Linked DNA regions of Homo sapiens: region 2 is linked to region 1. A link is a contact called in ENCODE Hi-C or POLR2A ChIA-PET data. All regions are on one chromosome and are shown on one strand. The core of a region is the stretch at or near the end of the contact, and the rest is flanking DNA. Distances in the headings are between cores, read along the strand shown.

The links. A loop is a pair of places that touch in the nucleus more often than their neighbours do. ChIA-PET counts read pairs that join two places held with the same protein, here RNA polymerase II (POLR2A). Pooled maps may share reads with other maps.
Region 2: POLR2A ChIA-PET joins it to region 1 with 10 read pairs in CD4-positive, alpha-beta T cell. The contact joins two enhancer-like sites. A Hi-C loop is called at or near these places in 1 of 168 maps with a recorded cell type or tissue (GM11168) and 2 of 50 pooled maps. POLR2A ChIA-PET finds 5 or more read pairs at or near these places in 2 of 52 experiments (CD4-positive, alpha-beta T cell and CD8-positive, alpha-beta T cell).

The regions. Positions count from the first base shown.
Region 1 is chr10:13,787,009-13,790,830 of GRCh38, forward strand. The region is part of intron 5 of FRMD4A (FERM domain containing 4A); the gene reads right to left. Among named protein-coding and RNA genes, the nearest start is that of PRPF18, 200 kb to the left of the region's middle. RefSeq lists enhancers at 436-485, 1,301-1,891. Within about 2 kb of position 1,828, at least 25 of the 41 ENCODE cell types and tissues checked have a DNase peak (open chromatin) inside an H3K27ac peak, as active enhancers do.
Region 2 is chr10:13,632,768-13,636,824 of GRCh38, forward strand. It overlaps a transcript of PRPF18 not described here. Among named protein-coding and RNA genes, the nearest start is that of PRPF18, 48 kb to the left of the region's middle. Within about 2 kb of position 1,709, at least 10 of the 41 ENCODE cell types and tissues checked have a DNase peak (open chromatin) inside an H3K27ac peak, as active enhancers do.

The DNA.
Region 1 (3,822 bases), core at 578-3,077:
TGATGGAAAACTGAATTGAGGTGGCAAATTCTACATCTCTGTGACTGCCTTCATTTCCACCAAGCTCTCTGTTGTCTAGCCATAAAAGGGGCAGAGAAGGTACAGGAAATAACACGCATATTCTGAGATGAAGAGAAAAAAAATCACCTCCTCTCGACGGAAGTGGAAAGCAGTTTCCTGTTAACTTTTATCACCAAGACGACAGCCTGGAAAACCCCGTGAGCTCCGGGCCTGTCATATCATTGTTCTGTTAGGGGAGGGTATGGAGCTCATCCTGAGCTTTCCCTCCCTGCCAGGGAACGGCTGAGTCAAAAACGCCTGCAGAGAAACAGAGCTCAGACCTCTCCACCCGCACGCCCAGAGAGGCATGGTGCACACCGGTGGCACCAGGGACAAGAGCCTCCTGGGAAGATGGGGAGGGCTGAGGGTTTGGATTCAAAGTCAAAATTTTTTTTTCTTTTTTTTCTTTTTGAGATGGGGTCTTGCTCTGTCACTCAGGCTGGAGTGCAGTGTGCAACCACAGTTCACTGCAGCCTCGACCTCCTGGGATCAAGTGACCTGTCTGTCTAAGCCTCCCAGATAGCTGGGACTACAGATATAAGCCACCATGCTGACTAATTTTTTATTTTCTGTCGAGATGGGGTCTCACTATGTTGCCCAGGCTGGTCTTGAACTCCTGAGCTCAAGTAATTATCCTACCCTGACCTCCCAAAGTACTCAGGTTACAGGCCAGCCTCTTCTTCTTTTTTTTTTTTAATCCAGTTTTTGGCTGGGCATAGTTTTTGGCCGGGCATAGTTTTTGGCCGGGCATGCCTGTAATCCCAGCACTTTGGGAGGCCGAGGCAGGCAGATCTGTCTCAAAAAAAAAGAAAAAAAAAAAAAGTGGCTTCTTTTTCTGATTTTCAGGAGAGCCTCAGCAGTAGGTGGCAATGTTGCATTTCCTTAACTACCAGCATGGAGCAGGGAGTGCTTCCAGGGTTCACAAAGAACATTCCAGGTCTCTGGGTAACCAGGGAAATAAATGAAGGCTATGTCTCGGATTCAGAGGGTCTGCATGGACAGTTCCGAGTCTGGCTGTGTATTGACCATGGCTTTATGATGCTTGGATGTCTGTGACCTTGCTGGGCCTGGAGGGACTGCTGGTGCCAGGGTTAGCCAATTTCCAGACCCCAAGACTTCCACATGTCACCATGGATCCAGGGTCCACCCCTCCCACCACCTCTCGGCTCTCACACCCAGGGCCACTATTTCCCTGCCCTCACCACCCTAGGGACACGTACCAGACAACTAGGGGGCAGCCCCCATGCTGCAGAGCCCGCTGAAATTATTTAAACTAGCCAATCCCAAGCCTGCTCTCCCAGCCTTGCCCGTTCCTCCCCAAAGAAACCACAAAAAATGCTCTTGCCCAATTGTTTCCCGGCTCCCCAATGCCTCCCACATGGCCCTGCGTGGCATGGTGTGGCCCCTTCTCCCAGGAACTGAGTGACAATCTTTTCAATGTCTGTCCTCTCCTCATCTGCTGGCCTCACCACAGCTGAATCATAATCAGACCTACATTTTAAACGGGTTTTGGGGGCACACTTAGCAGGACTGAATCTTAGGGCATCTATTTGAGTCTAAAGGAACACTCTAGATGGAGCGCAGACCTTGCTAAGAGGTTTCCTGACTCCACAAGCAACAGCCCACCCAAACTAGCTCAGATGATCCCGACCCGAGAATATTTTATCAGAGAGTCTGAAGGAGAACGAAATAGGTGCTCTGTGTTTATGTGTTTGAGCTTATTAAATATTAAACAGCCTCTAAAGCCTCGGGGAGTCCCGTCCCCTTCTTTGACAAGTGAAAGCCTCTGGTTGCAATAGACTGAACACTGCCTAGTCAGATGGCAAGGGCCCAGCCAGATGACATCAGCCAGGTCTCCTCCTCCATTCTCCCTGCTCTCCCTTTCCCTTCCCCATCCAGCCCTGGGCACTTGGGAATCACTGAATATTTACAGCAAGTGTTAATTAAATGGACCAGTGATTTCATTTTGTAATGAACACAAATGTCACATTTAAAATGCCTACTCTTGGTGGCAAATAAGAGCCATGATAATGAAAGCAATAAGCTGTGAGTTTCTGCAGCCAAGCCTCTGATGCTTAGAATCTCAATGCCTCTAAAATCTTAACTGGGACACCTAGCTGAAATATAGCAAGTTCTGGTTAGCAGGAACCTCATTTTAGATCCATGCCATCATTGTTATTGCGAGTGACAGGAAGTAGCAGCTGCTGTCTCCATCAGCCAGGGAAGATACCAAGAATCCGGCCTGTGGACTTGGCTGTAAAATCCTTCCTCCCCGATCGGACTTCTCCTCTCTTATTTTTTTGCTGCTTGCTTCAGTTTATTGTCTGTGAAACTCAAATTCTGAAGAGGCAAATCTAATCTCTGTTTATTTTCTTACAAGGAGTTGAGATGATCAGAACTACAGGACACTTGGTAGAAGAAAATGTAATTAAAGAATAATCCAGACATGTAGGCTTCATTCTGAGCACAAAGTTGTGCCTATGAAAAGACCACACACACACACACACACACACACACACACATGACGCAGACTTCCTTGGGTTGTGTATATTTTCCTTATATTTTTTTCTTGACCTATTTCTAAAGCTTGCCTGGTGAACAATATCAGAGAGACATTGTTCCCAAGCCTTATAGCACTAAACAATGGTTTGCAGTTCAAGGTGCTCTTGGTCATATATTGACCGCTGCTGGCTGCTTATAATGTGTGTGTGTGTGTGTGTGTGTGTGTGTGTGTGTTGTGTGGTGAGGGGAGTGGGAAGAGGTGAGGCTGGACAGTTAAGCAGAAGTCACATCATGCAAGTCACGCTAAAGATGTCCTTTTCTGAGGATAATGGGAAGCTGGAAAAAAATTATGAGCAAGGATCAGATGAGAATTCTAGAAAGATGCTCAGTGTCTTCATATAGGGGAGTTTGGAAGGGGTCAAGGCCAGACGCAGAGATGAACAAGGAGATCTTGAGTCCAGGAGAGGTTTATGGAAGCCCTAATTACTATTAGGCTGTGTATGGAGAGTAAGAGATGGATAGGGAGCTGTTTAAGATGCAGGAATAACAGCGAGTAGTGACTGAGGGAACAGGAGGAGGCAAGCGGGAGGGAGCGGTGAGGTCAAGGTTGACTCCCAAGTCTCTGGTTTTGGGGGCTGCAGGGGTGATGGTGCCCATCACAAAGACAAGGAGGTGACAACGAAAGGGGAGCACATTTGGATGCAGAAAGACGACGACATCATTAGATTCCAGCTGCATCTGTGAGGAAATGCCAGTCAGTGGAGATGGCCTGGAGCTCGGGAGAGAGGTCAGGACTGGGGCAGAGGACGGAGAGTCTCCAGCAAAGAGACTGCAGTGGCAGCTGTGGATGGGGGTGAAATCACACCAGGGGAAGGTGCAGGGAGAGAAGACAAGCAAGACACGACCTCGTGGACACCAGGGCTCAAGGGACAGCAGAGCAGAGCAGGGAACCTGCCCCGAGCCAGGGACAGAGGGGACAAAGAGGAGGTGGCCCAGGAGAGTGTAGTGCCACAGAGCCGGGGGAACTGAAAGGGAGCATGTTCGAATGAGCCCAGAGCCACAGAAGCCACATGGGAGCAGGGCAGAAGCACGCCTGTGGAGCTAGGGGCGAGAGACCTCCAGTGACCAGGGGGTACGATGGCACCAGAAGCTGGACGACCACAGAATGAGGAACGAGAGGCCTGTGGGGAGGGGGTGACAGCAAGTGCAGACCCATCTCTCGGCGGTTGCTGTGAGCAGAGCAGAAGGGGTAGCAGAGGG
Region 2 (4,057 bases), core at 459-2,958, 150 kb before region 1:
GGATATATAGAAAAATGCCCTTCCCCAATTTCCAAATCGTGAAAATTTGGCTCAGCAGGTAAGTATTTCTGTTTGTAGTTGTTTATAAAACAGTGAAGACATACCTTTTAAAATCAATCACAGTCCTTAGATAAATTCCTCCCATTCTTCCTCCCCAGACTCCTATCCATTAAGAGTTGTGTCTCTGAATTCAAATTTCATAAAACACTGAGTTCCCTTCAGAAGTAAATAGTGCATTTCCTAGGAGTGTCATTGCCAACTGCAAAGACAGAGCAGTATTTTTCAGTGTTGCAGCATAGAGCCTGCAACAATCTGGAGGTTGTGGCTGTGATTTCAGTCTTTGGGGGACAATTAGGAAAGTAAAGCTAAGGCCAAAGATAATTGACATGTGGAAAGAGACAAAGGACAGTCCGAATCTCGTAGGAGGAAGGGAGCGGTCCTGAGAGACCAGAGCTAGGCAGGCAGCTGTCGCTAAGAATGGAACTTAGTGATCTGCTGTGGGCCCAGAGCGCTCAGTGAGAACTCAGAGGACTAGGAAACAGGCTTGATAGCAGTATGACTTTTAATGCTAAGCTCTGCCTTCTGGTGATATCCTGACCTACTCCAGCACTTCAGAGCACTCTAGGGTTTGATCTCAGTAAATAACTTGGAAATGCAACCACCTTTTTGTTGGAAAGAAAGTAATAATGTATCCGGAAAGAAAGCAGGTTGGAAAACACCAGTGTTTCCAAATCTTTGATAGATTTGAATTTGGGGATTCATATCATTGGCTGCTTTTCAGCCACATGTGCTCACCTTTGTACCCCCGCCTACCCTGCCCCACCCCATGAGGTTAATGCTTCACACAGAAGGATGGTAGAACGAAGTGGGGCAGTTTCAATGAAAGGGAGCATTAAGCTGAGCTCTGCCTCTTTCCTTTGTCTGCATGTCTGGTAAACACAACTTAATGGATTGTGCCTCCTCCTTCCCCCAGTATACTCCCATGAAGCCCCTAAAGAATAAGTTTATCCCATAGCAATCTATGGTATGGTGTCATATTGGGAGTCTTGAGCTGAAAAGTACTTTCTCACGGTATATTGACGCAAGAGCTTCCAGCTGTCCAGAGCGCAAGAGCCAGCGCCAGTCCCCAGAGGGTTGCTATGGGAACACTGTTATGGCAACTGGTTTTCATCACAGACTCTGCAGTTCCATTGGCTGAACTATAACCACACGCTAGTCCTTTAATGGTTAACAGTAACTTTAAAATCATTTGAAATTTAAAAATAATTTCTGGTGGTGTGGAATAGCTAGGGAGGGCAGTGTGGCCAGCCGCGCAGCTATGGTGTGAGCTGACCCCATTCAGAATATTGAAAAACATGCTCATTTAAAAAAAGAATGTATTTTTACGTTGATCAGAACAATTTATCATGAAAGCATTGATTATTTATTTTTCCCCCATTGTAAACTTTATACAACTTGCTTAAATGAATCCTTGTGTTGCCTCTGCTGGTCACTCTCACTAGGCCACTTCCTTCTGTTGAGTCTCTTCTTCCCTCTCTGTAAGCACCAACTTCCTCAACTTTTTCTCACAGTGTTCAAGCTTAACACATAATTTTACCAATGAGAGCAGCTGAGAAGTTTCGAGCTGCCTTTTGGTGATCTCAGACTCTTTCACTGAGCTTCAGGCCGGGACAGTCAAGAGTCACTCCTGCAATCCGCTGTCCTGGCCTTCCTTAACTCACAGTTTTACAACTTGCCAAAACTAAATTGCCTTTGCGGTCAACTGCTTTTCCTTTCAGACTTAGGAGATGTTAGGAACCATGAGCGTTGCAGTCTGTGCAGTCTGCGCCTGCCTTTCTAAGTTTGGCCATCCTGGGAAGTAGAAGTGTAAAAGCTGTAGAATTTGAAACTTTTGGACCACAACTCAAAACAAGTGTATGGAGACCCAGTATTACATGTACACAGGCACGTCTACCTGAAACAAAGTCACTGGCCGTACCATGTGCAAGGCACATTCTTATGTTTTCTAATCTGTTGTGTTTCTTTTTAAAAATATGCTGGTGGTTATCCTCAAAATTGGTTGACAACTCATTAATGTATGGTGGTCAGCAGTTTGAAAACCACTGATTTTTTTTTTGAATTTCAAACTTTTATGTTAATTTCAGGGGTATATGTGCAGGATGTGCAGGTTTGTTGCATAGGTGAACATGTGTCATGGTGGTTTGCTGCACACATCATCCTATCACCCGGATATTAAGCCCGGCATCCACTAGCTATTCTTCCTGATCCTCTCCCTCCTCCCACCCGCCATCCTCCAACAGGCCCCAGTGTGTGTTGTTACCCCTGTGTGTCCATGTGTTCTCATTGTTCAGCTCCTACTTACAAGTGAGAACGTGGTATTTGCTTTGCTGTTTCTGTGTAAGTTTGATAAGGATAATGGCCTCCAGCTCCATCCATGTCCCTGCAGAGGACATGATCTCATTCCTTTGTATGGCTGTGTGGTATTCCATAGTGTATATGTACCACATTTTCTTTATCCAGGCTATCATTGGTGGGCATTTGGGTTGATTCCATGTCTTTGCTATTGTGAATTGTGTCGCAGTGAACATACATGTGAGTGTGTCTTTATAATAGAATGATTTATATTCCTTTGGTTATATACCCAGGAATGGGATTGTTGGATTGAATGGTATTACTGTCTCTAGGTCTTTGAAAAATTGCCACACTGTCTTCAACAATGGTTGAACTAATTTACACTCCCACCAATAGTATAAAAGCGTTCCTTTTTTCTCTACAACCTCACCAGCATCTGTTATTTTTTAATTTTTTGATAATAGCCATTCTGACTGGTGTGGGATGGTAGCTTATTGAGGTTTTGATTTGCATTTCTCTAATGATCAGTGATGTTGAGCTTTTCTTCTTGTGTTTGTTGGCTGCATGTATGTCTTCTTTTGTGAAGTGTCTGTTCGTGTCCTTTGCCCACTTTTTAATGGAGTTGTTTGGAAAACCACCGATTAAAGCAATTATCAGTAGAATTAAAGAAGGAAATGACCTGTTAGATGAATCTAGGACAAAAGGACTATAATTCTTTTTTGATTTTTTTTAATATGGAGATAACACTTGGCTCTCATTGTTAGTGTGAAATTTAGCAGATTATAGAACCTACAGTACTTCAAAATGCTAAATACTTCTGCCGTAATATGTAATTCTTAAGTTTAAAATGAGGAGACGTCCATAGAAGAACCGAGAACAGAAACTTGTAAGCCATCTGTTAGAAAATTGGCAGTATGTATAGCTGATCACCTTGGGCTGGTTGCACATTGTTGGATAAAGCAAGATTAAACAAGGTATTACAAAATAAATGGGAGGTCAGTTAAAGTACGAGATAGGTTTGGCTGGGTGTGGTGGCTCACGCCTGTAATGCCAGCACTCTGCGAAGCCAAGGCGGGCAGATCACTTGAGCTCAGGAGTTTGAGGCCAGCCTGGGCAACATGGTGAGACCTCATCTCTACAAAAAATACAAAAATTAGCCAGGTGTGGTGGCGCGCACGTGTAGTCCCAGCTACTTGGGTTGAGGTGGAAGGATTGTGTGAGCCCAGGAGGTCGAGGCTGTAGTGAGCAGTGATCACACTGCTGCGTTCCAGCCTGGGTGACAGAGTGAGACCGTGTCTCAAAAATAAGTAATAAATTAATTAAGTATAAGATAGGTTTGGGGCAAGAATAGTTGCAAGGAGTCTAGTGTTACGCGTCAAGTGTCTGTTGAGAGGACAGTGGCTTGGCCCTTTGAAAATTATTTCCTAAGACTCAGTGCTAAATTACATTTCTTTTAATGTAAATTTTCTTATTGGCAGTATAACATACATACAGAAAAATTACTAGAGTATCACATCATGATAGGTTTTTCACAAAGTAAACATTTCACACAGTAAACAAAGTAACTAGCGCCCCAATCAGAAAAGGTAATTGTTATTAACTCCCCAGAAATCTCTTCATGTCCTCTTCTAGTCATAGCCATGGTCCTAATTTCTAACATCATAATTTTTAAAAAATATCGGCGTGTAATTCACATACCATCAGT